Linked DNA regions of Mus musculus: region 1 is linked to region 2. The links are chromatin loops, found by intact Hi-C in ENCODE. Cell type or tissue: heart. All regions are shown on one strand. Each heading gives the region's core, and the rest is flanking DNA. Links, peaks and the distances in the headings are about the cores only. Region 1 has its middle 120 kb from the start of Slc41a2. Region 2 overlaps Gm40723 (a long non-coding RNA gene).

What was found. Peaks named below come from ENCODE experiments on the same cell type or tissue, not always from the same donor. Only the 100,000 strongest peaks of a DNase experiment are listed, where the experiment ranks them.
Region 1: it touches region 2 in a loop (2.6-fold over the local background); 5 of 42 quality-filtered maps call a loop at or near these places.

What each region holds. Positions count from the first base shown.
Region 1 is chr10:83,212,461-83,227,614 of GRCm38, reverse strand. No RefSeq gene overlaps it. Among named protein-coding and RNA genes, the nearest start is that of Slc41a2, 120 kb to the left of the region's middle. In heart, for the core only: a CTCF peak has its summit at 7,736; DNase peaks (open chromatin) are centred at 7,734 and 10,174.
Region 2 is chr10:83,347,590-83,362,743 of GRCm38, reverse strand. Gm40723 (a long non-coding RNA gene) reads right to left here. Exons shown (of 4, transcript XR_871905.2): 2 at 12,444-12,689; 3 at 12,113-12,209; 4 at 10,525-11,738. It overlaps D10Wsu102e (DNA segment, Chr 10, Wayne State University 102, expressed), which reads right to left and starts at 2,523. Exons shown (of 4, transcript NM_026579.3): 1 at 2,371-2,523; 2 at 611-697. The coding sequence starts at 2,485. In heart, for the core only: a CTCF peak has its summit at 8,204; a DNase peak (open chromatin) is centred at 8,543; H3K27ac peaks cover 414 bases.

The DNA.
Region 1 (15,154 bases), core at 4,385-12,384, 140 kb after region 2:
TTGAAGGGTTATAACTTTGCCCCGCTTCCTGTTCTTCCCCAGTGGAGATAACAATGTGACCAGGCAGCTTCCTGTACCTGCCGCCATACCACAACCATAATACCTTTATGGACTCTGTCTATTCCTCTGGAATCACAAGCTGAAACAACCTTTCTTTCTTATGTTGCTTTGGTCGGGATATTTTACCAGAATATAACAGAAAAGTACCCTTTAGTGAGGGGTGGGCGGGGTCCTCCAGTCGGCCCACCCACGACATGTTCAGGTGCCTCTCCGTTTTCATCCTATCCTTACAGACGGTTTCCAGGCGGTGTGCTTGCTCATTTGGGGGATGAGAGATGACAAACCAGATCTTTCTAGTATTCCTGGCCTCCCAAGGGCAGAAGTGTCGAGAACAAGAACCAGGTGATAAGACTCTTACAACGTAAAGCATTTATAACCGCTCACTTCCAGGAGCCCTGCCAGTCTTCATCTCTGTTCTCACCATGAGGGACTTCATGGCATGGAAGATACCGGCCCCCTCACCTCAGCTGACAGTCGTCTGCAGCAGGCATCACCTGGGAGCCCAGAGACGTCCCCAAAGCAGCCAGGCTCTGCCACAGTGCCCAGGGCTATCCTCACAGGCCTGCCTCCTCTAAACCTGGGGCTGAGTTTGGAAAATCAACTTTAGACATTTTTGGTTTGTCTGTTTGTTTGTTTGTTTTTCATGGTCATACGTTCATTCTGCAGAGTGCTGGTTCCACACAGACAATTTCTCTCTAGTATATCATGCGCTTTGGCCAAAATCACCTTTGAGGGTCAGTTTCCTCCTTTTAAAAAGCAGTTGTGAGATGTTACTTACAGATTTGATGAACTTTAGGAGTAGCATACACATAAGGCTGAACTGATATTAAGGACGGTTCTGGTACAGTTAAAATACATTTTTTTCCCCACTTTGGTGCAAAGTCATAGGTGTCGCCCTTGGCTTTGAAACTTGCTCTCATCTCCAACAGAACAGCACAAACCTGGATTGCTGTTTATGTGTTTATTTTTATTTTACACATGTGAGTGTTTTGCCTGTACATATGTACGTAAACTACATGCATGCAGGACTCATAGAGGCCAGGAGGCAGCGTTAGCTCCTCTAACGTGTGGGCGCTGGGAACCAAACACAGGTCCTCTGCAAAAGCAGCAAGTGGTGTTTAAGTGGGGATTCATCTTTCCAGATGTGTGTGTATGTATGTGTGCATGCATGTATGCATGCTTATTTCAATTTTATTTTATTTTTCTGGGTAGGATATTTAATCCCAAAGACTCAGGCGTTTTTCTCATCTATAAAATGCAGTAGCAGTGCCTGCCTCATAAGACAGCCAAGACATTCAAACAAGAAAAAGCCCAGCAAACGGGAGAGAGGTGGGATGAGCCGGAGAAATATCACTTTCTCCAAATGACTTATTCAAGTTTGAATAACAACAGCACAGGATCCAGAATAACAGCATCTGAACTTCCACAGGAAAAGCGATTGGAAAGTGTCTTTCCTGTAGGGCTCAGAAAAATAGGTTTTGTGACCTGGGAAATCGAAGCTCAGAGAGCCCCACCCGCAGGGGTCTGGGCTCTAACTCCCTAGCAGATGCCAAGAGGCCTGGTCTTCGGTTGACTTATGTGATAGATTATTTTTAAACCATAAGTTGAAAGAATCAGGAACCAGAGGCAGGGAAAGACCAAACCAAACCAAACAAAAACCTTTTCAGCTGGAAAAAAAATTGCAGATATTACTTTATCTGGGAAGCGTAATTACCCGCCGCTATAGACAAGTCTCAAACAGTGTGCTCGGCAGCTGCCCCTTCAGAGAAAAGAAAGACAAGACTGGGCCAGCTTTGTATTTTCGAGGACAGACCAGTTTGACAGAAGGAGACTGGCAAATGCTGAAATCATATCTTTCTCATGAATCTGAAGAAATTATAGCTTTTACAATAGGTATTTTTAGAAAGCCCCGCCACCGCCATGTATAAAGCCATCTATAGCTAGAAGTACCCACCTCAACCTATATTTTTTAAATATATGATCCTAGGGGCCTCCAGGCCTTCGGGGCACTGCAGAACCTATGCCTCTTTGACAGCAGCCTCTCTCAGAATAGGAATGGGAGCAGACTTGAAAAGTCAAACTGTGTAATGTGCAGGGGTTGGGGATATGCCTGTAACCTGGCCCTCTGAAGAGGTGGGCAGGGGAATTTCAAGTTAAAAGCCATCCTGGGCTATGTCAACAGTCCAAGGTCAGGATGGGCTGCACAGTGTCAAAAAAATAAAAAAAAGTAGGGCCTAGAGCGATGGCACAGTGGTTAGGAGCACTGTCTGCTTTTCCAGAGGATTGGGCTTGCATTTCCAGACTCCACATCCAGTTTCAGGGATCCGATGCCCTCTTCTGGCCTTGATGGGTACTTCAGGGATGGGATGCACAAACATCTGTACAGACAAAACACCCATACACATAAAAATAAAATAAAATAAAATAAAATAAAATAAAATCAAGACAACAAAAAGTAGAACAAATAGTAAAACAGTCAAGTCAAACATCTTTGAATTCGAATAGAGGTGTTATGGGATGAGAAGGGAGGTGTTATGGGATGAGAAGGGAGGTGTTATGGGATGAGAAGGGAGGTGTTATGGGATGAGAAGAGAGGTGTTATGGGATGAGAAGGGGAAGCAAATGTGAGGCAAGGCAAAGTCCACAAAAGAACTCAGTAGAGTTCTCTCAGTTGGTAGTGGTGTGCCTAGCATGCAGGAGGCCTGGGTTTGTCTCCAGCATGGCCCGAGTACCCAGAGCTTGGGAGGCAAAGGCAGGAGGATCAGAAGTTGGAGGTCATCCTTGGCCTCATAAAGGGCAGCCTAGGCTATATGAGATCCTGTCAAAAATACAACAGAAACAAAACCAAACAAAACCAAAGGACGTCAGCAGATAAGAACCCCAAGAAAGGACTAGGTGAGTTGAAGCCCTCCTTCTCATTCTTGGAAATTTCCAGAAGTATCTCATTTTTAGTGTGTGTTTTCATGTGTGTTCATATGTATGTGTTTAGGTGCACATGCTTATGTGCACACATGTGGATGCACAGGTAGACATCAGGCGTCTCACCTCTACCTCTCTCCACTTTATTTCTTGATGCAGCAACTCTCATGAGAGTTCACTGACTGCCTAGACTGGTTGCCCGTAAGATCTTGGGTGCCATCTTCTCTGTCCTCCTAGTCCTAGAGTGACAGGCATGTGCCACCACACTTGGCTTTTATGTGGGTGCTAGGAATCCTAACAGTTTCTCATACTTCCATGGCAAACATTTACCCACTGAGCCATCTCTGCAGCCCCCAGAAATATGGGGAATTCTTACCATAGGTGGGATGAAGCTTGTGTTCTTCAAGACAGGATGGGGTGAAACCCTGTGACTCCACACAGAAGGCTTGAAGCCAGGTGTGGGTCATGAGGTTCCCTTTCCTACACAGCCACATCGTCTTCAACACGCAACCTCCAAACTCAGCACAGAGGGAAAACACCCATCTCCCCCAGAACACTCATAATAATCTATAGTCTTTTCACAGAAAACCCTGATACCATGGAGAGAGACAGCATCATAACACACAACAGGAGGTGGTTTCACATTGGCCATTAGTCAAGTGTCCCATGTGGTACAGGTTGACAGTGTGGATCCTGCCACACTGGAATCAAACAGTTAACTGTGTGCATGGCTGATGGAGGAGGCCAGGGTTCTCACTGCTGAGGTGGGAGGTTACAGAAAGACAGAGAGGCTGGAGTGACCCAATGGAGTAGAGAAAGGAACTGTGATGTCCAGGAAGCAGGCATGGGAATGACTTGTCACTTTCATCCAAGGCCCAATTTAACTGCAAGGAATGCTGGGGAGCATGGTCTTTCTGTCTGCCCAAGAAGAAGGAAAGGAGGCAAAACTTGACTGACCTGAACCATTTATCTTCACTCAAGACATTTGACTTGATGTTCAAGAATGCTGTGGTCTAGAAGGCTGAACGGCTTGAGAGACTTCAGGAAACTCAAAGCCATATAGCTGAGAGACTCAGCAAGAGTTGCTGTTCCTAGCTACTCATAGTGGAAAATCTAAGTGAGTCACTGCCATGATAGCAGTGACCTCTTCCAGCACCAGGTCCTGAGGGACCCTAAAGACTTTTTCCAGTCCTACAGCCTCCTTACAGCTTCCCCTCCTGTCTGGGGTCAAGACTAGGTCAAGTTCCATTCTCCACCCACAGGAACATTCTTTAGTAAAATATTCTCACCCCCCCCCCAAAAAAAACCCAAAAAACAAAAAATCCCACAGTATGTACTGATTGGTAGTCAACTAACCCTCTAAAAAGTTCCAGGTAGATTTCAAATGTGTGTCATGCTTGCTAGCCAATAGATTTAAAGCTCGATATGCTTAGCCAATAAGTTTGAACTGTAACCTCGCTGATGTAACATGTGCCCATAAAAAATATGTAAACTGCTTATAATAGCCATCTGAGGTTGCTTTCTAGTCACTCACCTAGAGGGACTGACTGAGGGTTGACCCCAACTCTCCAGAAAATGAACCTCTTGCTTTTTCATTGATCTGTGCATCTCAGTGTCTCACTCGGGGGCATCTTGAAGTAAGTACCACTGACCTAGGGTCGGGGGTCTTACAGTCCACTACCAAAATGTAAAGAAAGAGGGGCACACACCAGGTCAGTGTGCATGCCACATGTTAGTGTTCTGTTGCTGTGAAATGACCCAGAGACCAAGACAATGCAAAAAGAAAGCATTTAATTGGGGGATTTCCTTACAATTTCAGAGGGTGAGTTTATGACCATCATGATGGGGAGTGTGGTGGTGGCAGACAGACAGACAGACAGACAGGCAGGCAGGCAGGCATGGTGCTGGAGCAGTAGCTTACATCTTATCCACAAGTTGGAGGTTGGAGAGAGAGAGAGAGAGAGAGAGAGAGAGAGAGAGAGAGAGAGAGAGAGAAGAGGGGAGGGGAGGGGGGAGGGGAGGTGAGGGGAGCCTGGCGAAGGCTTTTGAAACCTAAAATCTCACCCCCAGTGATATACCTCTCCTAACAAAGCCATACCTCCCGATCCTTCTAAAAACAGTTCCATCAAGTAGGGACAAAGCATTAAATATAAGAGCCTATAAAGGGGAGGGGAACACCACACAATTCTCATGCAGTCCATCATGTCAAAGGAAGGTGACCGCCATTGTATGACTTGCTCAGAGCAAATGAGCAACCACTTTTGCCCTATACATCATGATTTTCTCATCCAAGCATCTTCAGTAGGAAAAGAAGCAAAATGAAGTCACATGACATATGTGATGCTATCCCTGGCTGCCATCTTGACTACATCTGGAATGAACTACAATTCAGAAATGGAGGGCACACCTGTGGTCCAGATCTCGAGACTTTTGACCCAGATCTTGACATGGAGAGCCTGAGGCATAGTGACCATGACATGCTTAAACCCAGGCAAGGTAGAACACACCTTTAATCCTAGGAGATTGAGGCAAGCAGATCTCTGAGTTCAAGATCAGCAAGTTCCAAATCCAGGCGTGGTGGTACACACCTATATTGTGAGCCACACCTTCTGCTAGAGGCCTACATAAGGACATTGAAAGAAGGAAGACTCCCTCTTCTTCACCTGTTTGCACTTACCTGCCAGCACATCTGTTGGAACTTACTTCTTCAGGATTCCAGCTTATACAGAAGACCAGCTGAAACAACTAGACTCCTGGACTGAGCAACTACTAGATTCTTGGACTTCCCATTCACATCTGCCCATTGTTGGGTTAGTTGGACTACAGACTGTAAGTCATTACAATAAATTTCCTCAATATAGGGAGAGATTGCATAAGTTCTGTGATTCTAGAGAACCCTGACTGATACAACGTAGAAAGACATTAAAGCCTAAAAGTAGCTGTGAACACATGATCAGAGAGAGGGAAGGAAAGAGGAAGAGCGGGAAGGACATTATACACAGCAAATATGTAGAAAGTATTTCCTCAAACAAAGACTGCTTTCCAAATGTTAAATCTCTTTTCGCTTGTTTAACAAATAAGTTATCCTTCCAAATCCTTTCTATTCAAATAAAAATGACAATGTCTACAGAGAAATCCTGGAGCCTGGTCCAACCCTTCCCAGGGGGTGGAAAGTTCGTCTGAACTTTACTGCAGATAACTTGTAATTTCCCAGCAACTAGGGGTTCAGGAGAGCCCCATTTAGTTCAGCCTACATGAGGGAAATTTTGAAACTAGTCTTTAAAAGCTTCTAGAAGGTTTTCTTTTGCTTTGGGACAAAGGTCTCCACTCACCTGGCATCACATCCCTCAGTGAACTGACAGATGAAGCTGGATTCCAGAATCCTAATGTTACCATCTCACATGCAGCCACGTATGTGTACATACAGGTGGGGTCATCCAATCCAGACTTATGAAATGATCTGCACACACACAGGCACATCCAACCTTTTGCTACTCCAACATGATATCATCCGCAAGCCATGCAATCTAACTACAAAAAAAACCACAAAATCTTGTGTTTAGGGAAGCCTTAGAGTGTTGTGTAAACCAGCATCCATTGCTCTCCTCGGCCACACACAGCCCATGGGCCTCAGTGGGGGTGGGGGTGGGGCACACATCTGCCTGGACAGCACAGAAAACTCCAGAAGGTAATTTGAGCTAAGAACTGTCTATGGCTTGCCACAGAGTTTCTCTTTTATTTAACTTCATTTATTTGTCTTATGTTTACAAGTGTCTTTTTTTTTTTTTTTTTTGTCTGCAGATCTGACCATGTGTGTGCCTGGTGCCTACAGAGGCCAGAGGAAGGCACTGAATTCCCTGGGACTGGAGTTACAGATGGTTGGGAGCCCTTATGTGAGTTCTGGGAATTGAACCCTGGTCCTCTGAAAGAGCAGCCAGTGCTCTTGAGCCATCTCCCTAGAGACATAGTTCCTCTTGTAATGAAACCCTTGGATATGGAGTCTGTTCCTGTAGTTATAGACAAATATTCACAGTAGAGTCATTACAAAGTATCTGAAAATGGTATTTAGCTTCTCTGGGCACTTAAGGGTTTCTACTAATAGCAATTCAAAACTCAAATAGAACTGAATGGGAAATGCCTGTTTGTGGGGAGAACAGCTTGTGGTCGGTGGCTAATTGGATCTGGCACACTCTTGTGAGTTGCTATGGCTTTGTATTAAGGAGACAGGTGTTATTGGGCATCAGTGCAACCACTATGGACCATACGGGAAGTTAAAAGAGTCTTCGTTACATGCCATACGTGAAACCACTCCTCCTCTTGACATAGAAATAGAGAAGTCCAGTGTGCCTAACAAATAACACGCGGGAAGGCCGGTGATCTACACGTGAGAAGGTGCGTGTGCCAATACGGGTTGATGATTGTAAAGATGCCAAACATTCAACGCTTAATTTATAAAATACATGCTGTCATGTACAATTCTATTTCTCCAGATATTTCATAATGTTAAGGGGAAAAGCGAGTTGTGTATGTGCACCTTAACACTCTGCCCCAACCATGTGTTCCACCGTCGTGTCCCCCCCCACACCCCGCCCCCAGGGGTCAGGGAGAAGCCAAAAAGCCAGCATGATGCAACCCAGGGAGGAGCGGCCACAGGAGGGCCACGAAGCCTCCTCAGACCTTATTCTAAGGTGAACAGAGGCAGAACTCAAGCCCTCCCTAGTCCGGCTGTTCACGTCTGCCCCTACTGGAGAAAAGAGAAACTGCAAGGAGAGCTGGAGTCACGGAGCCTGGCTGAGGGATTCCTGTCTCTATGGAAGATGAGGAAGGGCAAAGGGTCCCACAAGGAGGCCCGCAGGGATGAAGGAAGGTCCATTGAGATCCATCTGTCTTGGGAGCGTACGGAATTGGATGCCAGAGGCTGACGTCAGGTGTCTTCCTTTATTATTCTCTCTGTTATTTAAAAAAAAATTTTTGTTACATTCTTTATTATTAAGATGGAGTACTGTGCACATAACAGCGTGCACGTAGAAAAAATTTGATGGAGTTGGTTCTCTCCTTCTGCACGTGGATTCTGGGCACTGAACTCTGCTCTTCAGCCTTAGAGCCAGGACCTTTAGCCACTGAGTAATCATACCAGCCCTTCTTGTGACATGGTCTAGGCCTAGAGTTAATGATTCAGCTACAGGGGCGGCCCAGCAGGCCCCTGGGACTCATCTGTCTCCCCAACACTAGAATTACAGACAAATGTCAGCACACCCACATTTTGTGGGTGCTTGGGATTCAAACTCAGGTCCTTGTGTTTATACAGTAATCACGCTACCCACTTAGACATCTGGCCAGCCTCTCCGTTCTGCTGGAGAGACATTTATAGATTGGCTTTGAGCTTGAGCTCAATGCTTCTGTGAACAATCCCATCTGAGGAAGAATTTGGGATTTTGTGATCTTTTCTCCAGAGACTCGTGGCAGATAGAGACACTTTTGTGGAGCCTCAGCTATGAATCTGGACAAAGGACAATGTGGCCTCAGAGGAATCAACATATTAACCATTCTGTGGGAATTTAAAACCATTCTGCACGGGTTAATGGGCACAATTAACACCAGAATTAGACAGACTGTGTAAGTAATTGAGACTATTGAACATAGCTATTGACTATACCACCCCTGGTCTGTGGATCAGGCTGCCTCACAATTCATTAGAGAATGTAATTAGCAAGACCTTATTGGATTTTATTATTGGCTCCAGGGTAGTTTTGCATGGAAAATACTTGGTAGGTGGCTTTCTGAGAATAACCAAGTGATGGTCATTTTGGTGTGTGCTTTTGAGATAAAGTTTACCAGTATAAAATGAATTTCCAGTTTCCCACCCCCTGCCCCCGCCACACATACACACACTTCTCTTCAGTCTCCAAAGGATCCTTCTCCACCATATTAAGTGGCTTGGTCTGCTCAGTCACTAGGATCCTTCTTAGCGCTTGGTCAGCCATTTTGCTTTGAGTTAACTGGTGTTTTATCTCCCAGCTCCTATGTGGCTGACTCCTGTCAACACTGGGTAAAGTGCTATTTACTGAGGGGGGAAAACCCTAACCTGTTAAGCTACAATAGGGAGAAAGAAAAGACAACTGTTTGAACCTTTCAGGAGGGTTGTCTTGGTGCACAAACCAGTCCATTACTTACAGAGAGAAACAGTTCGTTTTGGCTCGTGCTTTCAAAGGTTCCAGTCCATGACTCACTGGTCCCAAGGAAGAGCAGCAAGTCAGGCTGGAGTGTGTGTGTGTGGCAGAATGAATCTGGTTACCTCGTGGCTGGGTTGCAAAAGAGAAGGGTCTCGAGGCCCGTGGTCCTCTGCAAGGGCACACACACACACACACACACACACACACACAGGAGCCTCAAACTATCGTGCAGGTCAATCACCTGGTGCCTTTGCTGGGGGGAAGATGCTAGTTTTGTAGGTCTGGAGCAAGACTTGGGAGTCTACACTGCCTAGATGTTCTCAGATCTGCTGCTGCTGCTGCTGCTGGCGATGATTGTGATGATGGTGATGACGATGACGACAATGACGATGCTGTCTGTGCATCCTTCTGAGATGAGATAACCCAATGGCGAGGATGATGAAGTGACATGGGATGTGTAGACTGGAATGATGTTGCATCCAAAAAGCAGCTGCTTTACTGATGAGAACTCTCTACCCAGACAAATGAAAATCAAGTCTCCTCAAACCTCACCAACATGCGTACAAATGAGGTCCTAAGCTGACACTGTCTTTATAGCCATGCTTCCATGCTCATTGCCCAATGTGCTCAGCAGACACCCGGCTCTCTGTTATTTCTAAGAATGTAGGGATCACATCTCCCTTCAGCCAGGGTCCTCTGGGCTCTGTTGCTCAGGATCCCCTCTGTTCACATGCAAAGCTCAGGACCCCATTTGGGGAGGGAGGTTATGGGTGAGGGAACTGAGACTCCCTGACGGCTCAGATCTCTACTCTGAAGAAGGCACATGTTCATGGGGCACAAAGTTGTGAGTCACTGAGAGGCCTGAGCCAGTCTTTGTTCCGGAGCCAAAGTTCCCCCTATCTCCCCCCACCCTCTCTACACCCTGCTTGCCCAACACCCCCAGTCCCTTCTCAGCAGTTTGGCTTGGTCCCTGCTGTGTCAAGTTTTCGTCTCTTTGGAAGTTGTATCAGGTTCCAGCTGCAGCCCTCCCTGGGCCAAATCCACAGCTGGCAAAGAAGCAGACATCTTATCTGTCTTGGCCAAGACAAAGGGAATACACAAGGTTTTCTACGGGAACAGAGCTGATAGACGGACTATATAGTCCGAAGGGGGTTTACTAGAAAGGCTTACATGATAAAATGGTCTGGGAAGTCCAACAGAGGCTGGAGAGTCTGAGAACCTGGCGCCTGCGCAATCTAAAAGACTGTCTGTCTGATCAGTCGCAAGCTGATGCTGAAGGCCTGGAAGATTTCTGGAGAGTCACTGGTCTTTGGGGGTCTTCAGTCCAAGCTGGAGGGCTAAATAAGTGGATTCTGATGTCCGTGAAGGGCAGCGGCAGCGGCCCGGGGTGGCTACACTTAACCGCTTCTTCCTCAGAACTCTATCTCTGGGTAATGCCTGCCAGTAGCCCTCCTGCTCTGAGGGAGGGCTTTCTCCCCTTAGCGTGTCCTTTCTGGATGTGCCCTCACAGATCCACCCCAGTCAGGTCTCTTAGTTGATTCCAGATCCTATCAAATTGATGATCACGATTAACCGTGGTATTAATTGGACATATTAACTTCAGGGCTTCAGATTCCCAGAGCGTGTTTAATATGCTACTACGTTTATGGTTTTGGACATCTGGAAGTGGGTTTTCTCCTATCTGAGCTTTTGCACTAAGTTTTTGCACATGTGAAAATGTGTCATGATCCCTAACACTTGATTCATATTTAAGTCAATTCTGCATTAAACATGTTTTTATTCTGCCAGAGTTTGGAAGCAGCTCTTTCCCGATTTCTAAAAGGAAGTGGTAGTTAAGGAATTGAGGTAATCGGGCAGGTTTCAGGTATGAACCTCATTTTCCCGTGAGCCAGCTGTGTGTGGTGGATAAGCTCCTCATTTTCAACTGGAAAAAACACATGCAAATAGTAGCCAGTTCTTAGGAGTATTTCAAGGTTTAAAGACCTATTTTTTAAATTTGTATTTGTGTGTGTGTGTGTGTGTGTGTGTGTGTGTGTGGTGTGGTGGTGGTTGTGTGTATATGCGTTTGTGTGTACGTTTGTGTGTGTGGTGGTGGTGGTCGTGTGTGTTTGTGTGTGTTTGTGTGTGTTTATGTGTGTGTGTATGGTATGTGGTGGTGGTGGTCATGTGTATGTGTTTGTGTGTGTTTATGTGTGTGTGTGGTGTGTGATGGTAGTATGTATGTGTGTTTGTGTGTATTTGTGTATGTTTGTGTGTATGTGTGTGTATGTGTGTGTGTGCCATGTAAGTGTAGATGCCTACAAGGCCAAGACGTTTATTTTATTTTTTGTTTTTCCAACATAATATTTTTATTGATTGCTTGCTGATTTCACATCATACACTGTATCAAATTTGTTTCCTAGTCGTTCCTTGTGTGCCCCATCCCCAGTGACCTCCCTCCCCCAAAAAAGTGCAATTTTGTTATCTGTATACTCACTGGAGCATGGTCAAACTCTCAGCCTGTTAAGTAGAGCTAAGTCTCCCCTCCCACACCTCTGCTGGAAGCCATCTATTGTGGAGAGACACTTCAGCATTCTATCACAGTTTTTAAGAGTAACTAGGCTGTTACCGTTTGGGGGTGGGCATGGGGTGGAGGGAGGGGTTGTCACAGAAGCCGTCCACTTCCCTTTTTCTCAACTGTGCGTCTGCAGTCATTGATGTCACCGTCAAAGGAGTTTATTTGCTTTTTATGAACTGGGAGAGCATGAATCATGGGTTTCACATGGTTTCTGAAGTCAGCACAGACCACAAACAAGGCTCCCAGTTGCAGTAGGGCCAGGACCCAGACAAGGCCCTCTGATGAAGCTGGGATTATGGTCATCACCATGGCTTCAGGCGGGAGCATAGACCATGGATTTCCACATGGACTTTGGGTAGCACAGGCCACAGACATCAATGCAGATCCAGCTACACTAAGACCGCAGACCCTAATATGGCCCTCTGTGACAGGACGAACCTGGACATCACCATGACCTTAGGTATCAGTTGCAAGGTAAGTATTGGTGCAGCTGGGTCTATGTTGATGTCCATGGCGTGTGCTACCACCAAAGGCTGTATAGATGTCCATGGTCTGTGTTGCAGACTGAGACCATGTTGATGTCTGTGGGTAATGCTGCCACTGGGGGCCACATCATGTGGGTAGCTGTGCTGTCACTGGGGGCCACGGTGATTCCAGCCCCATGTTGCCACTGAGAGCCACATCCTGGTCCATAGTCTTACTGCACCTAGCGCTGCCAGGCCTATGTTGATGTTCATGGCCCTGCTACCACCTAAGGCCACGAGGATGACTGTAGTCTGTGGTTCTGCTTTAAATGCCCTGAGCTGAAGTTACAGGTGGTTGGGAGCTGCCCCGTGTGGAACAGCAGGAAGCACTCTTAAAGGCCGAATCATCTCTCCTGGCCCTATTGTGCGTGAAGTTTAAATGAACTAATACATGTCACGTGTTTGAAGCAGCTGTTGAATAATGAGTCTCATAAGAGGGCCAGCTTTTTTTAAAAATCAACTCCATCAGCCTCTATCCTGAGTGTTCTGAAATGTCATAATTCGAAAGCTCTCTGAGACACTTTATTCATATCAGACTTGGAACTTAGGAGGCCGTTAGAATATCTGTCTTTACATCTGGGAAGTTTTGTTTTTGTTTTATATTAAAGGCGTGTTTATTGGGAAGCTGGTCTCTGGCAAGTTCACTGGCTCCAAGGATTGAGGCCAAAGTAATCCCCATAGGGAGGAGTGGGGGAGAGGATAAAGAGAAAAAGGACAGAGAGAAAGAGAGAGAGAGAGAGAGAGAGAGAGAGAGAGAGAGAGAGAGAGAGAGAGAGAGAGAGGAAGAAGAAGAGGAAGAGCAAGGGGAAAGAGGAAAGGACAGGGGAGGGAGGGAAAGAAGGCAGGAGTAAAGGAAGGAGACAGAGAAGAGAGAGAGAGAGATCATTTAAATTGAAAATTATTTCATGCCTCCCCCACTCTCATTCTTATTCTGGGATAACTCAGTTAAAGTCCACTTTTCTCTGATTTCACCTTCCATATTTGTCTTTCTTTTTCATTTCAGATTTTTCATCCCTTTGCCTTTTCATCTTATGTTCTTTTAAAAATAAGTTACTTAACTTTATTTTATGTGTATTGATGTGAGGTTGTCAGGTCCCTTGGCATGGGAGTTACAGACAGTTGTGAACTGCCATGTGGTGCTGGAAATTGAACCTGGATCCCTTGGAAGAACAGACTCAACCACTGAGCCATCTCTCCAGCCTCTTGTTTCATGTTTTGAGAGATTTTTTCCATCCATTTCTCTTATCCAGTTTACTACATTATTAATTTATGCCTTTCTGTCTTTACTTTTCAAAACTTACTTCATGATCTCTGTTCTTTTGTTTGTTTGTTGTTGTTGTTGTTAGTGCTTTGAAGTTTTTAAAGAGCACATTATCTATTCATATATCTTTGTGATTTTTCTATTAGATATGTTTCATAGCCTCTGCTTTCTGCTCTGTCACTTTGCTTGCTTCCACACCGTGACTGGCAGCTGTCATTTACAGATCTCCAACATCCTTATTGAACATTATCTCCATTTGATTGTTCTTCACAATATTAACTCCCCCTTTCCATAACAAACATTTTTAAAATTGCATTCCCAGCTCCCTGTATCTAGGATGTAGATGTCAGTTTTTCCACCAACATCTTTTATTTCTGTTGCTGTGGTAAGACAACCTGATAAAGGCAACCTTAAGAAAGAAAGCATTTATTCAACTCACAATTCCAGTCCGCAGCAGTCACTGCAGGTAAGTCAAACAGCAGCTACTTGAAGCAGATCACCACATCTGCAGTCAAGAGCAGAGAAAGAATGCATGCATGCTCACAACTCAGCTCACCTTCTCCACACTTATACAACGCAGGGCTCCTGCATAGGGAATGGTGCCGCCCACAGTGGTCTGGTTCTCCCCAGATCAATGAAAACAGACTGTCTCCATAGACACGCCCATAAACTAGACTGATGTAGACAATCCCTTACTGACACTGTGTTCCTAGGTTATTCTAAATTGTGCCACGTTGACAGTTAAAACTAACAGTCACAATCAACATATGTTCCTTAGAAAACTTTGTCTATAGTTTCAAGAGGAAAACACTTGGACCACCTGGCACTGTTCGGCTGATACAGGAGAGCAGGAAAAAAGAGGCATAGCAGCTCTGGTGTTAGTAGCTGCAGGGACCACTTTGGTTTCTCTTCCTGACCAGTTCTTGTGCCACATCACTGGAGACTCAGCTTAGAAGCGATTCCCCTTGTTCCTTTAAAGATTGGCCAAAGGGCTGGAGAGTACTCAGTGACTAAGAGTACTTGCTCTTCAGAGAGTCCAGATTGAATTTCTATCACTCAAGTAGTACCCATAACCTGTGGTTACTCCAGTTCCAGGGATCCAGACACACACAAAAACAAAACACCCATATGCATAAAATAATAAAATAAAAATAAAAGATTGACCAAGAATATATTCCTAGTAATGAAGTTCCCCCAGATTATTGCAATTTTCCCAAGTGTCTCTATAATCTTACCACACAATGTTCAAGGAGACGCAACACCGCATATTCATGCCCACGTGTAGTCCTCCTTCACAGTGTGTGTGTGGGTTGGGCAGACTGAGAGAAGAAATGTTAAACATTGCTTCTGCAACTAGGGGATAAAAGACTGCCCAGGAGCTAGGGAAATGGCTCTGTCGATTAAGAGCTTGCCTCACAAGTCTGAGGACTTGAGCTTTGGTTCCCAGAAGCCAAGTAGAAAGGTGGATATGAAGGATGTGGTTGTAATGCAAGCTCTGATGATATGGGAGACAGAGGCAGGCAGGTCCTTGGAAGCCCATCTCAAACCAAAGATGGAAGGACTCACACCTAAGGGTGTCTTCTGAGCCCCACACAATATGTGCCTCCCCTCTATGGATACACACACACACACACACACACACACACACACACACCCCACT
Region 2 (15,154 bases), core at 3,550-11,549:
CTGGTCCTCACGTTGGCTCAACAAGCACCCTTATTCTGAGCAATTACCTAGAATAAATACCTGCCAGGTGTGGTGGCAAACACCTTTAACTCCACTACTCGGGAGGTGGAGGCAGAGGTAGGTGAATCTGAATTTGAGGCTGGCATGGTCTACACCGAGTTCCAGGCCAGCCAGGGATAAAAAGTGAGACTGTCGTGGGAGGGGAGGAAAAAAAAATGGCCCAGCAGCATGTAGCAGTAATCCTAGAGTGGGGTGAGGCAGGAGAATCTGGGGTTCAGGGACATTCTCAGCTACACAGGGAAGCATGAGGCCTGGACGACATGAGACCCCGTCTCAAGGAAAACAAAGCTAACTAGACCATAGCTAGCTGGGCCTTTTGGGGTTTCAAAAACACCTTTTATTCTGAAAACAAAAAAAAAAAAAAAAAAAAAAAAACAAAAAGCCTGCAACCAGGGAATTAACATGAGAAATTCTATTCCTCAGTCATTTACACAATATATTTGATTCTACGGTTTGATATGTGCCATGAAGACAGACTGTCCCCATCAAATAATGGATTAACTAGCCTCAATTGGGGGAGTGCCCTCTAGAGTAGAAACTAGGTACTTACAAGGGCTCCTCTGCATCCGAACTGTTTGAAGTGTAGAGGTCTTTCTGGGATGAGGCTTAGAGCTGATGAGCAACTGGTCCCAGATACCTGAAACCACACACACAAAACAATTCATGGCATAAAACAGCCCTGAGCAACAAGTGCAACTCAGAAATGAGATGAGCCTCTACACCAAAGAACTGTGAGAGCCGGGCCCATCAGCACAGCCTGAAGTCTGAACCACCCCTAACTCTGACAGAGGAGGAGCCAACACTCCTGTCTGTACGTCTATCTCCCCAACCTCTAGTACTGATCTAATAAATACACATTGACAAACAGGGAGGGGGACTAGGCATGGCAGGGCACACTCAAAAGACAGGCAAGTGGATCTCTGTGCTCCAGGCCAGCCAAGGCTATGTCTCAAGCACTAGCTGCTCTTGTTTGATTCCTAGCACCCACATGGGGGCTCAACTGGACTATAATTCCAGTACCAGAGCATTCGACACTTTGTGACCTCTTAAGGCAACAGGGATGCACAACGCACAACTTTAAACAGCACAGTTAGCAAAATGTAGACCTGCAATGAGTCTTTGATTTTAGTTAAGAAATTCAGATATGCTTTAATCCCAACACTTAAGAGGCACAGGCAAGAGTTCGAGGCTTGCCTGATCTACAGAGTAAGTTTCAGAACAATCAGGGCAACACAGAGAATCACTGTCTTGAAACACACACACACACACACACACACACACACAAAAGGTAAGTCAGAAGTCAGAAATAGGGCCCAAAAAGAGGGTTTTATGGACACAGTGCTTGCCTCCCAAATTGGAAGCGCTATTCACTCCCCACATAGTAGGAAGAGAGAATAGCCCCCTCCACATACCAGAGGTACATAATACAGAGAACCAGAAACGGTTATGTAGACTTGGGCAAGTCAGACTGGGCTTTTTTTTTTTTGTAGAATATACTTGCCTAGCTCTCCTACCTAGAAGGTGCTCAATTTAAAAAATTAATTATTCCGAGTTGCACCTTTCCAAACAAACCAACTGCCCAGTCCAAGCAACAAACACTGAAGACTCAAGCCTTTGCCCACTTTTTTTTTTTTTTTTTTTTTTTTTGTATTTTGTTCTTTGTTTATTCGAGACAGGGTTTCTCTGTAGCCCTGGCTGTCCTGGAACTCACTTTGTAGACCAGGCTGGCCTCGAACTCAAAAATACGCCTGCCTCTGCCTCTCCAAATGCTGCCAGGCTGGGCGGTTCCTAATGAACTCTACAAGGACCACCTGGCCTGGACCGGCTTGGCAGGTAGAGGAAAAAAAAAAAAAGAACCACCACCGCCCAGCGCCGGGCTGGCCTAGTCGTACCCCGGACAGACCCCGGCAGCGTCTCGGGCTCCGTGGCATCCCCTCCCAATTAGCGTCCCAGACTCCGCGGTATCTCCGACCTCCGCAGCGTCTCGGACTCTCTCGGTGTCCCATACCCCCGCAGCGTTCCAGGCTCCCCGGCATCCCTAGCCATCGCAGGGTCTCTGGCTCCTCGGCGTCCGCGGCCCCGCAATAACCCGGACCCCCGACTCCCCACAGCGTCTCGAGCTCCTTGGCTTCCCCGGCCCTGCCGCGTCTCGGGCGCCTCAGTGTCCCAGAACCCCGCAGCGTGCCCGGTCCCCGGTAGCATCCCCAACCTCCTGCAGTGTCTCCAGTAGCGTTCCCGGGTCCCGCAGTGTCCCTGACCCAGCAGCGTTCCGTGTCCCTCCAACCCACCCCGCTCTCCACCGTCGCTCACCTCCCGAACCCTCGCTCCCCGCCGTCAGCAGCTCCCTGGACACCGTGACCTGCGAGCAGGCTACAGAAGACGAAGAAACACCAGGACCGGTCCCGCGCTCGCCCTGGAACTCCATGCTTCCAACCCAGCGCCACTGAAAGAAGCCCGGATATAGGAAGGCACGGGGAAGGGGCGGGGTCAAGGCAGCAATTGGCCGAAACTAGGAGGTGGGCGGTGACTTACGGGTGCGTGGCCAGAGCTCGCGCCTAGAGATGAAGTTCAGACCCACGGGAACCGGAAGCGGGGGTGGGGCCGAGGCGGGGTGGAGGATGGGAACAAGGCACCACACTGCGTGGGCGGAGCGCTGCGGATGCACGTGTCAGGCGCCTAGTCTACCCCAGCCCAAGTCTAGCCCTAGTCTCCTCCTTTATTGTTGTTAGAAAAGAATCAACCCGGCTTGGTCAAGCTAAGCAAATGCAAGCATGAAGAAGGTGGTGCGAGGCCTTTGTCGTTATTTCCATTTTTGTTGTTGTTTGGGGAGGTTTCTGTGGTCTTCAGTTTGTAGCAATCCTGCTTTAGTCTTCCAGATGCCATAGAGGTGGGAGCCACCACACCCAGTTTCTTTTCATTTTCTATATTTTATTTTTTGTCATCCTGGCTGGCCCAGGTTGACTTCAAAATCACCATTTTCCAGCTTCCATTTCCGTGTACTTAAATCTACAGCCGCCCATTACCATACTTTGTTGTTTGTTAAAGCCTCACCAAGTTACCCCGGTTGACCTGGTACTCAAAGTCCACCTAGGTCCTAAATAGCCTGGATTTCAGGTCTGGATGACCAGACCCCAGCTTAGTTTACTATTTAACTGTAAACACAAAACCCAGAAGTGTTAAGAATGCTGTTTACGTTGCTATATATACAGCATGCCTTTGGAACACTGTCATGTCAAAATCCTAAAAGGTTGTTCCAGGTGGTAGTTAAAAGGTAGAGCTGTGAGTGAGGCACTGAGTTTGGTCTCCTACAGAAAAACAAATCCTTCATTTCTAAAAAGCTGAAACAAAACCCCTGAATGACAAACCCCATTCCTCCCCTCTTCCTGCCCCTGGGACCCAATGCTCATGGTTTTGTTGAGAACAAGCGAAAGAAACGTATTCCAAGTGCTACCATTTCATTTCCAGACTCCCATTTAATCATAGGGAGAAACTTAATTCACGGTCCCAGTCTCTAGGGAAGCTGGGGACTTCCCTATATCAGAACAGCTTCTGTTGTAAACAGTTGTCTGTGTGAACGCATCTCCTCAGGGACAATGTGTAAGGAGACAGTTATCTGAGTCCAGCCATCTCAGGGACAACTTCTCCATCTTGCTGGCAGGGTCAAGCAAGTTCATGTTCCCAGACCTAGGAACGAACACCTGTCCCAAGTCTACATGTTTTCCTAATTGTCTGTTAACTGGTAGAGAGCAGAGGAATTGCTATTATCTAAATCAAGGTGTGTAAGTTTTAAAAATATATAACTAATTGCCTGGTATGCACTAGTTAACTACATGCAGCTGACCCACTCCTCCCCACCCCCACCCCACCCCACCCCACCCCTGCTTCCTTATCACTCTGAGCTCTGCACCTAATGGAATTAAGGGCCTTGAAACCAGGTGCCCTGGATATGGCCCAGTACTCCCTTGTTTAACTTATAATGTCAAAACACAATTGGATAAGACTGCAGCTCCCCCCAGCTCCCCTCTCAGGGCTACACAGAGAAACCCTGTCTCGAAAAACAAAAACAAAACAAAACAAAAAGTACAATCTCCCTTCCAGGACGAGGTTCAGACCCCATACTAGCTGCCTCCCTGAGTGCTCAGAAAATAAAGCTTTTGTTTTTAAAGCTTCCATCTCTGAAGTGAGTTGTCTCAGCTCCCACCCCAAACCCAATAATTTCTCTTTCCGTGTAACTAGAATCATAAACTCTTGTTTGTGTAACTAGCATATTTCACTGAGAAGAATGTCTTCAAGGTTTATTGAAAAGGATATCTTTCAATTTTAATGTTGAATAATATGCTCTTGAATTTTGTACCACACTTTCTTTGGGGGGCGGGGCAGGGATTTGTTTTGGGGGGAACACTGTATAACCTAGGCTATATAGTTGAACTCCATGCTATCGATCTTCAAACACTTAATCCCAAGTGCTGAGATTACAAGCAGGCATTTGCTACCAGGACTTGCTAACAGTGTGTTTTCTCTGATAATGAACATTTGAGTTCCTTCCACCTCATGTCTGGTGTGAACAGGAGCAGCAGTAAATATGCAGTTGTTGATTCAAGTAGTGCCTTGAATCCTAGCATTCAGAAGGCAGGGAGGCTGGTGGATCTCTGTGAGTTTAAGGCCAGCCTGAACTACATAGCAAGATCTAAACCAGCCAGAGCTGCATAGTCAATCTGTGTCTCCAAAAACAAAACAAACAAACAAACCCTGTGGGGCTGGAGAGATGGCTCAGTGGTTAGGAGCACTGGATGCTCTTCCAGAGGTCCTGAATTCAATTTCCAGCAACCACATGGTGGCTCACAACCATATGTAATGGGATCCGATGCCCTCTTCTGCTGTGTCTGAAGAGAGCAACAGTGTGCTGACATAAATAAATAAATAAACAAATCTTAAAAATTTTTTTTTAAAAACCCAACTCTGTGTGTGTGTGTGTGTGCACAGTGTGTGTGTGTGTGTGTGTGTGTCTGTGTGTGTGGTGGGGCACATGCCTTGGCACAGGGGCACATGACAGGAAGTCAGGACAACTTGAGGGAGTCAGTTCTCCCACTTCATTTGGTCCTATGGATTAAAAAATTATAGCAGCAGACACCTTAACCTGTTAATCTGTTGGCCAGCCCAAATAACCCAATTAAAATACAATCAAAGGGCTGGAATATATATTTCTTCTTTCTTTTTGGAAGTAGACAAATGTTGGTTGTTCATTTCTTGCATTGGAAGTACTCTTCAGTATCATTCATTAGCCTAAGATTATTTACCACAGTTCTTTGTCACTACACAACAACGCGGTAACCAACCTCTTGAGCATCTTAGACCTCCGTATCTGAGCTCATACACACCCTATCCAGACACACAAAGTACAGATCTGTTCCCCGAAATGGCTGGGGGAATGTGTCGCAATCCCTGAAAACAGTGCGAGTAGGATAGGATGCTAAGTGGGCTATGATGGCAGATGCTGGCTATGCTGCAGTCAGAGAGTCATGGAAATCAGGCTGAGCTGTCTGTCAGCTGAGAACTACCATGAAAAGGGCGCTTATGCTCCTCTTCACACCGACCTCTGATCTGCCTGGGGAGGTCAGAAGGGTGAAATGGAAACTTCTAGTTTCTTTGGAAAGTCAGTTATGTCAAATGATGCTTTGCTGGGGCACACAGGTGAAAGGATGTCTTGCTAAAGCAGACACAGGAAAGACTGCTCTCCTGAGGCAGACCCAGGTGAGCGGATGCTTGATGAAGCAGTCTGTATATGACCCACAGACAGAGCTTTGGCTTGATTTGCTCCGCCTTACTACTCTTTCCTACACCCCCCCCCCACACACACACACACACACAATCACACTCGTATTGGTTCGTCTTACATAGCATTGTTGAGTTTAGCTTATGCTAACATCGACATTGAGAGAAACTCATGCGGTATCTGAAGCTTCTTGCCTCGCCTCAGGCCGGCTGGCAAGTCAGTCTCTTTAGATTGAACTACGGCTGCCAGGTGTCTGTCTGCTTGCAAGACTGGACTGAAGCTACTGACAAGGATCAAGCTCGCCCCCACGGAACTATTGCTAAACAGGTCCACTTTCCCCATATCCTAATAACGTTCCTCTTCCACTACCTCTGCTGGGTGATGGGCTAGAGGAAAGGTCGAAAGCTTACTAAAATAGGCTGCCAAAGTCGTATGCCTACACAAGGGGGAGGGGCAGGTGAATCCATAGCTTGCTATTTCTGCTAGAGTGTAAGGGATAGAGAGCACAAACAGGGTTTGTGCTGAAGAGCTCTTTCTGGGACCCCAAACCGCGGTATCCAGAGGAAGACAGTAAGTGAGATGGGAGAGAACAAGATAGAAGTGTAAGGGTCTGGCAGACCTGAGCCTGGTGAGTATGGCTCTGGCAGGCCCTTCTTCCCGCTCCCTCTGCCTTGCTAAAAACCAGGCACACGCCTTTAATCCCAGCAGAGGCAATCGGATTTCTGAGTTCGAGGCCAGCTTGGTCTACAAAGTGAGTTCCAGGACAGCTAGGGCTATACAGAGAAACCAAGCAAAGTTGGACTTCCAAATGTTAAGGGGTGGCTAAAGATTAGTTTTTGCAATCAGCCTGGTCCTATACGACTTTAGCAAACCTCTCTGTTTGGGCTTCTGTAAACAAAAACTTGTTTTGCCCAGGTGACCTCCTGCTTGAGCATAAACATAATGTAACTTTGTGTCCTTTGCCTTTAAAAGCCCCTGACTGAGCAGGCTGGGCAGTGTATTCAGGAATTTACAAGTCTTGGGTGTAGACCTGGTGCCAGTATAGGAATAAAATCCTCTTCTTTGTTAAAATGTATTAACATACACACACAAATGTTTTTAAAAATAACCTGAGAAGGGAGGGTTTATTTCCACCAACGCTTTACAGTGCATCCTGGAGGAAAACCAAGGCAGATTCTCTTTTCTTTCTTTTTTTTTTTTTTTTTTTTTTTTTTTGGTTTTTCGAGACAGGGTTTCTCTCTGTAGCCCTGGCTATCCTGGAACTCACTCTGTAGACCAGGCTGGCCTCGAACTCAGAAATCCTCCTGCCTCTGCCTCCCAAGTGCTGGGATTACAGGCGTGCGCCACCACGCCCGGCCCAAGACAGATTCTCAAGGCAGGAGCTTGGAGCAGGCGCAGAAGCCATGGAGGAAGGATGCTCTTTTGGCCTTGCTCAGCTACGTTTCCTCATCAGCCCAAATCCACTTGCCTAAGGATGGCGCCGCCCACAGTAGGTCAGACGCCCCTATATCATCTGGCAATTAAACTACCTCACAGACAAGTCCATAGACAGTGCAATTCTTCTGTTGCAGTTCCCTCTTCCCAGGTGACTCTAGATTGGTGTCACTTGATCGCTAATGACAGCTATGACATTACACCAAATTGGCCTTACTGGGATTATAGAAATTGACCTGACAGTCCTGTTTCTGTTCACCACACCTGTTTATCTAGTGCTAGCCATCAAACCCAGAGCCATGTGTGAAGAATTAAAAAAAAAAAATAATGACTGCCCTGAGAACATGGGCCCCGGCCCCCCGACCAGATGGCCTAATTCCCCTGAACTTTTGGGAAAAACAACCACAGAATGTTTCAATGTCCCAGGTGCCTTGAAGTAAATATCCAACCCTAGACTTCCCCTATTTCCTCTCCGATCCTCCCCCTAGGTTGTGCTTTTTTGCCTTTATAAGCCTGCTGGAAAATTAGGGTCATCATCAGACTCCTCTACCCCTGCGTGGTGTATGGGTCTCGACCTCAGCATGCTGGTTTGTGTGCCATTAAAACCTCGTGTGTTTGCAGCAAGCTTGACTGGTGTGGCTTTCTGGGCTCGCGATTCCTGAGACTGGAGTGAGGGTCTCCCTTCGGGGGTTCCTTCATGTGCATACTGTGACCAACTGAGCTACATCCTCAACCACTGATTAAAGTCAAAACAGTTTTGGTAAGTTTTTTTTCCTCCTCAGTTAAATTTCTAGGATCTTGTCCTAAAGCACCACTGCATCCAACGCTGGGCTGGCGTTTCAGCCTCTCCTCGAAAGAATTTAGAAAATACATTCAGAATTCAGACACTGTCCTTACAGACCGTGCAGACATACTATAAAGAACGGAACATACCGCTAGGTGGAGACAATTCTTGTCTCCTTCTTGTTAATCTAATGGGGCAGGTAATAGGCTCAGCTAGGCGGACCATCCCCAGGAAGATTCATCTTAAGATAACTTGCTTTCCTTCCCAGAATTCCCACCGCCTAGCATTGTCCTCTCTAGCCAGGCTGCCTAGATGTGCAGTTAAGTCAGCCTGCCTTTCTAAGACCTGATTATTTCTTCTTTTCCTTCCAGATGCTGGCCAGAGCCTAGTATATTTTTAGATTCCATAACTAATACTTTGGGCTTCTTATTCTTTCTCCAAAGCTCCCCTCCCGGGCATGTGGCTGCCTGCCACTGTGCAAATGGCCTCAGTTCAGCCTTATCTCAGCCCACACGGGGTTTCTTCCTCCTCTGTCCTCCTCCTCCCTTCCAGGCTTGGAAATCTGCCTGGAGTTTTCCTTTCTAAACGAGAATACATTGTCCCCAAGCTTCTGTTTGTGTCTGTTCTTAAATTATTGTACTAACAAAGCTAAGAACCCCAAGAAAGATTCCCAGTTCCTCTGTTCCTCGTGACAGCTCTGCTGGGATTTCCCCCCAAAGTTTCCAGTCACATTCCTCTGCTGTCCTTTAATCCTTCCATCGTCAGAAAAAAAACAAACAAACCCGTTCCTGTGACTCTAGACTGCTTCAAAAAAAAGACAACAGAAACGAGCTTAAGCGGGAATACACGCAAGAGTCAAACTCCAGGAGAGGACAGGACAAACGCTTGTTGTGCCATGTTAGCCGACCGAGTACAGCCGGTACTGTTCCTCTTCCTCATCCTACAGGTGCAGTCTACTTTGATCTATTTCCCGTTGAGAATGTTTGGCAAGTTTGCACATTCTGTTTTCAAATAGTTATAGGTCCTTCCAGTTGCAGGCCCTAGCTTAAAAAGACATTCACATGGTCATAGTATCTGCTATTCTCTTTGAAACAGCCCAAACAGAACACTACAAAGTGGGTATGAACTTCAGATTTAGTTAGCCAAAAATATGGAAGGGCCAAAAGCCGCTGCAGAGACCTGATGTAGACACAGTGTAACTTTGTACCTCTTTCCTTTTAGGGATACTGCAGATTGCAGATCAACAAGGCTAAGTCCTTCCCTAATCTTCCGTTCTTGTTTTGGTTGTTCTTTTGCTATAAATTCTTATTTATAGATAAATTGTAAAAGTAGTGCTTGTATACCTACTATACTGATTCCAAAAATGAGTATATTTTGACTCTCTGTTTTCTTCTTCTTCTTCTTCTTCTTCTTCTTCTTCTTCTTCTTCTTCTTCTTCTTCTTCTTCTTCTTCTTTTCCTCCTCCTCCTCCTCCTCCTTCTCCTCCTCTTCCTCCTCTTTCTTTTCTTTTCTTTTGGGGGGGGGTACTAGGATTCAACTCAGGCCTTTTTTTCTTTCTTTTTCTTTCTTTCTTTTTTTTTTTAGTTTCTCACTGTGTCCCCCTGACTAACTTTGAGCTAACTATGTAGACCAGACTTTCCTTTAACTCACAGAGATAAACTTGCCTCTGTCTCCTAAATATTGGATTTAAAAGCCCGATCCACTACATTTGGCTCTTTTTAAAACTTTTTTTTTTTTTAATGTATGAATGTTTTGTCTGCCTGTAATTAAATGCACTCCATGCCTGTCTGATCCCCTTGGGAACCAAAAGAAGGTGCTATATCTCCTAAAACTGGAGTTTGCGTATATTTATAAGCTGAGACTTGAACCCGAGTCCTTTGCAAAAGCAGCTACTGCTCTTACCCAGTGAACCATCTCTCCAGCCCCATCTTATATCGGCTTTTTAAAATAAACTTTGAATTTAAAGACACAGTCCAGGCTGGCCTTGAATTCACTCTCCAGCCTAGGCAAGCCTTGAAATTATAACCCTTCCGCATCAGCCTCCTGAGTAGCTGGGATTATGGGCCTGTGTCACCAGGTCTGGCTTCTTTATCAGATTATTTATAAGATTTTATTTTTCATTATGTGTATATGTGGCTGTACTAGGTGGATGTGTACATTTGCATATAGTATCCACAAAGGCTAGGAGAGGGTGTTGGATTCCCTAGTGGTAGAGTGTCACACTGTATGGGTGCCAGGAAATGAACTCAAGTCCTTTGGAGAGACGATTTGTCTTGTGTCCTTAATGCCTGAGCCATCTCTCCAGCCCCCAGATTTTTGAAGAGATACCAGAGAAGCTAGGCCTGGTAGTACAGGTTTGTAATGCCAGCTCCTGAGAGGCAAAATGATTATAGAAAGTCCCGTGTCCTAGCAAAAACTCAGCCAAGTCAATTAAAGAACGTATTATGCAGTTAAATTCATTAAAAGAAAAAAATTTTTTTGGATTTTTTTTTTTTTTTAAAGATTTATTTATTATATGTAAGTACACTGTAGCTGTCTTCAGACACTCCAGAAGAGGGAGTCAGATCTCGTGATCGGATGGTTGTGAGCCACCATGTGGTTGCTGGGATTTGAACTCCTGACCTTCGGAAGAGCAGTCGGGTGCTCTTACCCACTGAGCCATCTCACCAGCCCCCTTTTTTGGATTTTTTTGAGACAGGGTTTCTCTGTGTAGTCCTGGCTGTCCTGGAATTCATTCTGTAGACCAGGCTGGCCTTTAACTCACAGGGGCTGGGATTAAAGGCATGTTCCCAGCTTACAATTTATTTTTTAATATCTTTATTTATTTTTATTGCATGAATCTTTTAGCTGCAAGTGTGTCTGTCTGCCATGAGTGTGCCTGGCCCCTCAGAACTGAACATCAGATCTGCTGGAACTGGAGTTACAGGCAGCTGTGAGCTACTGTGCAGGTGTTGGAAATTGAACCTGCAAGAGCATCCAGTGCTGTTAAGCACTGAACCATCTTCTAGATTCCCATGGTCAAATTCTAAAATAAGTAGCATCAGGCATGGTAGCACAAGCCTGTAATCCAAAGCATTTGAGAGGCTGAAGCAGAAGAATATCAAGTTTGTGGCCAGTTGGAGCTACATAGTAACACCATATTTCTTTTCTTTTCTTTTCTTTTCTTTTCTTTTCTTTTCTTTTCTTTTCTTTTCTTTTCTTTTCTTTTCTTTCTTTCGGCAGGGTTTCTCTGTGTAACCCTGGCTGTCCTGGAACTCACTCTATACCAGGTTGCCCTTGAACTGGGAGATCAACTTGCTTCTGCCTCCAGAGTATTGGGATTAAAGATGTGTGCCACCACCATCTGACTCCTCTTCTCGTCTCTTCTCTTTAATTAGTAAATCATTATTCTACTAGGAGTGAAACCAGAATAAAAACCCAAAACGCAAGTAAAGGCAACATGAACAGAAGAACCTTGAGATGTGTTCATTCGTCCATTTCAAGTGGATAATGATTGAATATTCACTTAGGGTTGACGACACCAACAAGTATGAAATAATAATATAGTTGACAAACTTTAAGAGGTAGACATGTGGGTAAAGCTTCATGGTTTAGTGGTTTGGGTGATAAGAAGTATTCAATGGCAAGAGGCTCTTGATGGTCTGGTGGGTATCTGTCTCCGGAGGTTTCTGGAAGAACAGAGTCTTCCTAGTTAAAAAAAAAAAAAAAAAGAACAAGAAGTTAAAAGGGTGGAGGTGGGAACTCAGTGGTCAAGGTTGATAGAAACCTAGAGTAGCATGCACAGGCAGGTAGCTTCTGAAGACACTGGGGGCAGGGAGTACACAGAGCATGACCTGGGTGATCATGGGAGAAGAGCTCAGTTACGGGTCAGTCACCAAGAGACTCTGCTGTCAAATAGTAATGCCTCCAGTCCTTCTCAATGCCCTATCCCTTCTGAAGTAAGGCTTTTGTTTTGTTTTTCCCTTAGCATGTGTGCATGCATTTGTATCTGTTTGTGAATGCAAGCATGGATGTGTCATAACATGGTAGAGGTCAAAAGACAACTTGGTGTTGGATCTCACCTTCTATCTTATTTGAGAGGAGGTCTCTTCACCACTTGTGGACACAGGACCAGGTGAGCTGCCAGCTTCTGGGTGTTCATTTTTTCTCATTTCCCTTCTTGAAACAGGAGTGTTGGGATTACAAACACATGCTACCACCCCCAGCTTTGTGTGGATTCTTGGGGTTTTGAATTCAGGCTTATAAGCTTGCTGTAGCAAGTACATTTGCTCCCCGAGCCATCTCTCTAACCCCTTTTCTTCCATATCCCCATTCCTAAAAAGTATCTTTCTATGACTACTGATCTTTCTCATTTCAGTCTATTTTTATATCCCTTTTATTGATTTTCCTCACCTTCAAACGTTGGGAAAGGTTTGTACTCTAGAATCCATGGCCCCTCAAGCTTCCCCGGCCTCATCCTGGCAGGTGTTGTATTGCGTGTTAAGTTGTCCTCTCTGACGTCAAGGCAGTGGTAACTCCAGAGTGTTCTTCACTGTGGCTCTTTGGGTGTTGGGGAAGAAGCCCGGGACCTCACGCACACTGAGCAAATGTCTGTTGCTGTACGTGCCAGTTCTAAACTCTGCTTCACAGATGTGGAGCCTGAGGGTAACGCCTCGAGTTATCATTCACAGAGCATGGCTAAAAGCAGCACCTCTACTGCAATACGACTGCATTGCTGCACTATACTGCAATACGGCTGCATTACTGCGCTATACTGCAATACGGCTGCATTATTGCACTATACTGTACTACTACTACTACTGGACGTGGGGTGTCTCCCCAGCTCTCCTGAATTCCTATATCTCCACTGTACCAATAGGAATCCATTCTTCCAGCCGCTGAGCTTCAAAAGCACTCCTCAAGGTTCCTTCTGTCTCCTTTCTCACTTTTCCATGAGCAAATCCCGACATTTGCCCTCACTTCCAGACTTGTCCATAGCCTCAGCACCTTCTTATGGTTTCCCGTTTGACTCCCCAGGGCTGGGCCACCATCCCTCTCACCCAGATTTATAAGGAACTGTCTTAGGGGTGGTCCTCCTTGGCCCTAATAATCCCACTGAAATCAAATCACAGCAGGCAGCCTCCTCCTCTTAGATCCTTCAGGTGGTTCTTTCTCATGCAGAGTCAATGCCCACGTCCTTACCACGCTCTGTGAACCTGACACCCGATTCTCTGTATCTCCTGTCACTTCATTCCAGACACGGGACCCCGCCCCCTACACCAGGCCATCCTCATGTTGGCACTCATCCTACCATGTCAGTTGTTTTCCCGAGCGTATCCACGTCTCCTGCATACAACAGACACATTTCTGTCTCAAGACATCTGTGTTTGTATTTTCTTCACATTTCATAACTACCTTCCCATTTCTTTCTGCTCAAGCTACGAAATTCTCTCTGGTTGTATTTATGACTAAGGGGGATGTTTACGCCAAAGGAAACAAAGCCTTCCTCCTACGGCCTCCCCATCCTCTCTCCAAAAACGCTGCTTCTTTGGCGGTGGGTAGAGACAAGGTCTTATGTTGTCCTGGAACTCACTTTGTAGACTAGGCACTTTGTAGACTTGAACTCACAGAGATCTGCTTGCCTCTGCCTTCTGAGTGTGGGGGTTAAAGATGTTCACCACCATACCTGGCCCAAAACTTTGAATTCTGCTTTCATAGTAACTATCAATATACAGCTAGGTGTATTTATTTTTTATTACATATATTGTGCATGCATATGTGTGGACATGCCACAGTACATGTGTGGAGTTCAGAGGACAACTTGCAGGGATTGCTTCTCTCTTCAGAGTCTCCTGAGGACTGAACTCAGGTTGTCAGGCTTGGTGACAAACAAGCGCTTTACCGGCCATTCCGCAGATAACTATTTTTTGTTTGTCTTTTCTCGGTTGAGCAGACACCCTGTGAGACAGTCACTCATCTGTCCTTGCTTGAATGAAACCAGAGCTATAGTCCCAGAGCAAAGGATGGAAAAATCACATTCGATTAAGTACTTAATACGTATTTGTAGATGGATGAATGATGACATGTGCTTGGCACACAGGAGTCCTGTTTGCTCTGTGAATATGTTAGGTCTCAGAATGGAAACAAATGGCTTACAGGTGGCCATTTACAGATCAAATTTGATGCTGGCCACCAGATCCTCCTGGCATCCCTCAGACCCTACCTGTTACAGGGTATGGCAGGCGTACCCTGCCCCCTACCCTGAACCTTTCCAGCTCATGGGCCAGGCTGCCCTTACCCCAGCTGCCTTTCCCTATATAATCCAGTCATTTTGGTTACCTGGCCCTGTTGGTTAACCCTTTACCCTTCTGGCCAGTCTCTTGGCCCAGGCCACCTCTTCTCGGTCACCAGCTCCTCTCCAGTCTCCTCACATGGCCAGGCTCAGTCTGGCTGTGTATCCCAGAGTCCCAGAGTCCTTACCTCTGCTTATGCGCTCTCTTTTATCTATAATAAATATCCATAATACTTAAGAGCAGTCATGTCCTTTCCTTTTTTATTTCTTTCATCTGGTGATGAGACTGGGGGAGTGGCATATGTGAGTGCATTCCCCACCTCCACCCCCCAGCCTCACCCCCCACGGGTTGATCTGAACCAGGCTGCTAAGCTGACTTTCCTTAGGTACATACGGATCATTTGTTTCTGCTGGCTTCTGCCACCCACAACATTTGATTCCAAATTCTAGAGTTCATTTCCCTAGTTGCTGCTTTCTTTTACGTTCTTTCTAACCTTTTGTCTCTCGGCTTTCTGGGATCTGGCCTGCTATACCCTTTACGTGGGCACCCCTACATGCTGTGCGTGTTTCTCTGGCTCCCTCAGCCTGCTGCACCTACGTGGAATCTCCCTTTTCTCCTGCTCTCTCCCCTTTCCTTCTCCACCCGATAACTGTCACCCTGAACTGCCTGCTTTGTTTACTATCACTACAAAAGCCACAGTGGTGTGCCAGGAAACTCCTTTCACCCTCCCTCAGCTCCAATCACAAGGATAAGGGACGCCTTTCCTCTGGGATTTGGAACATTTTTTCTGACAAGTTTCTCATTGGACTTGGGGACGCCCCAGATGGAAAT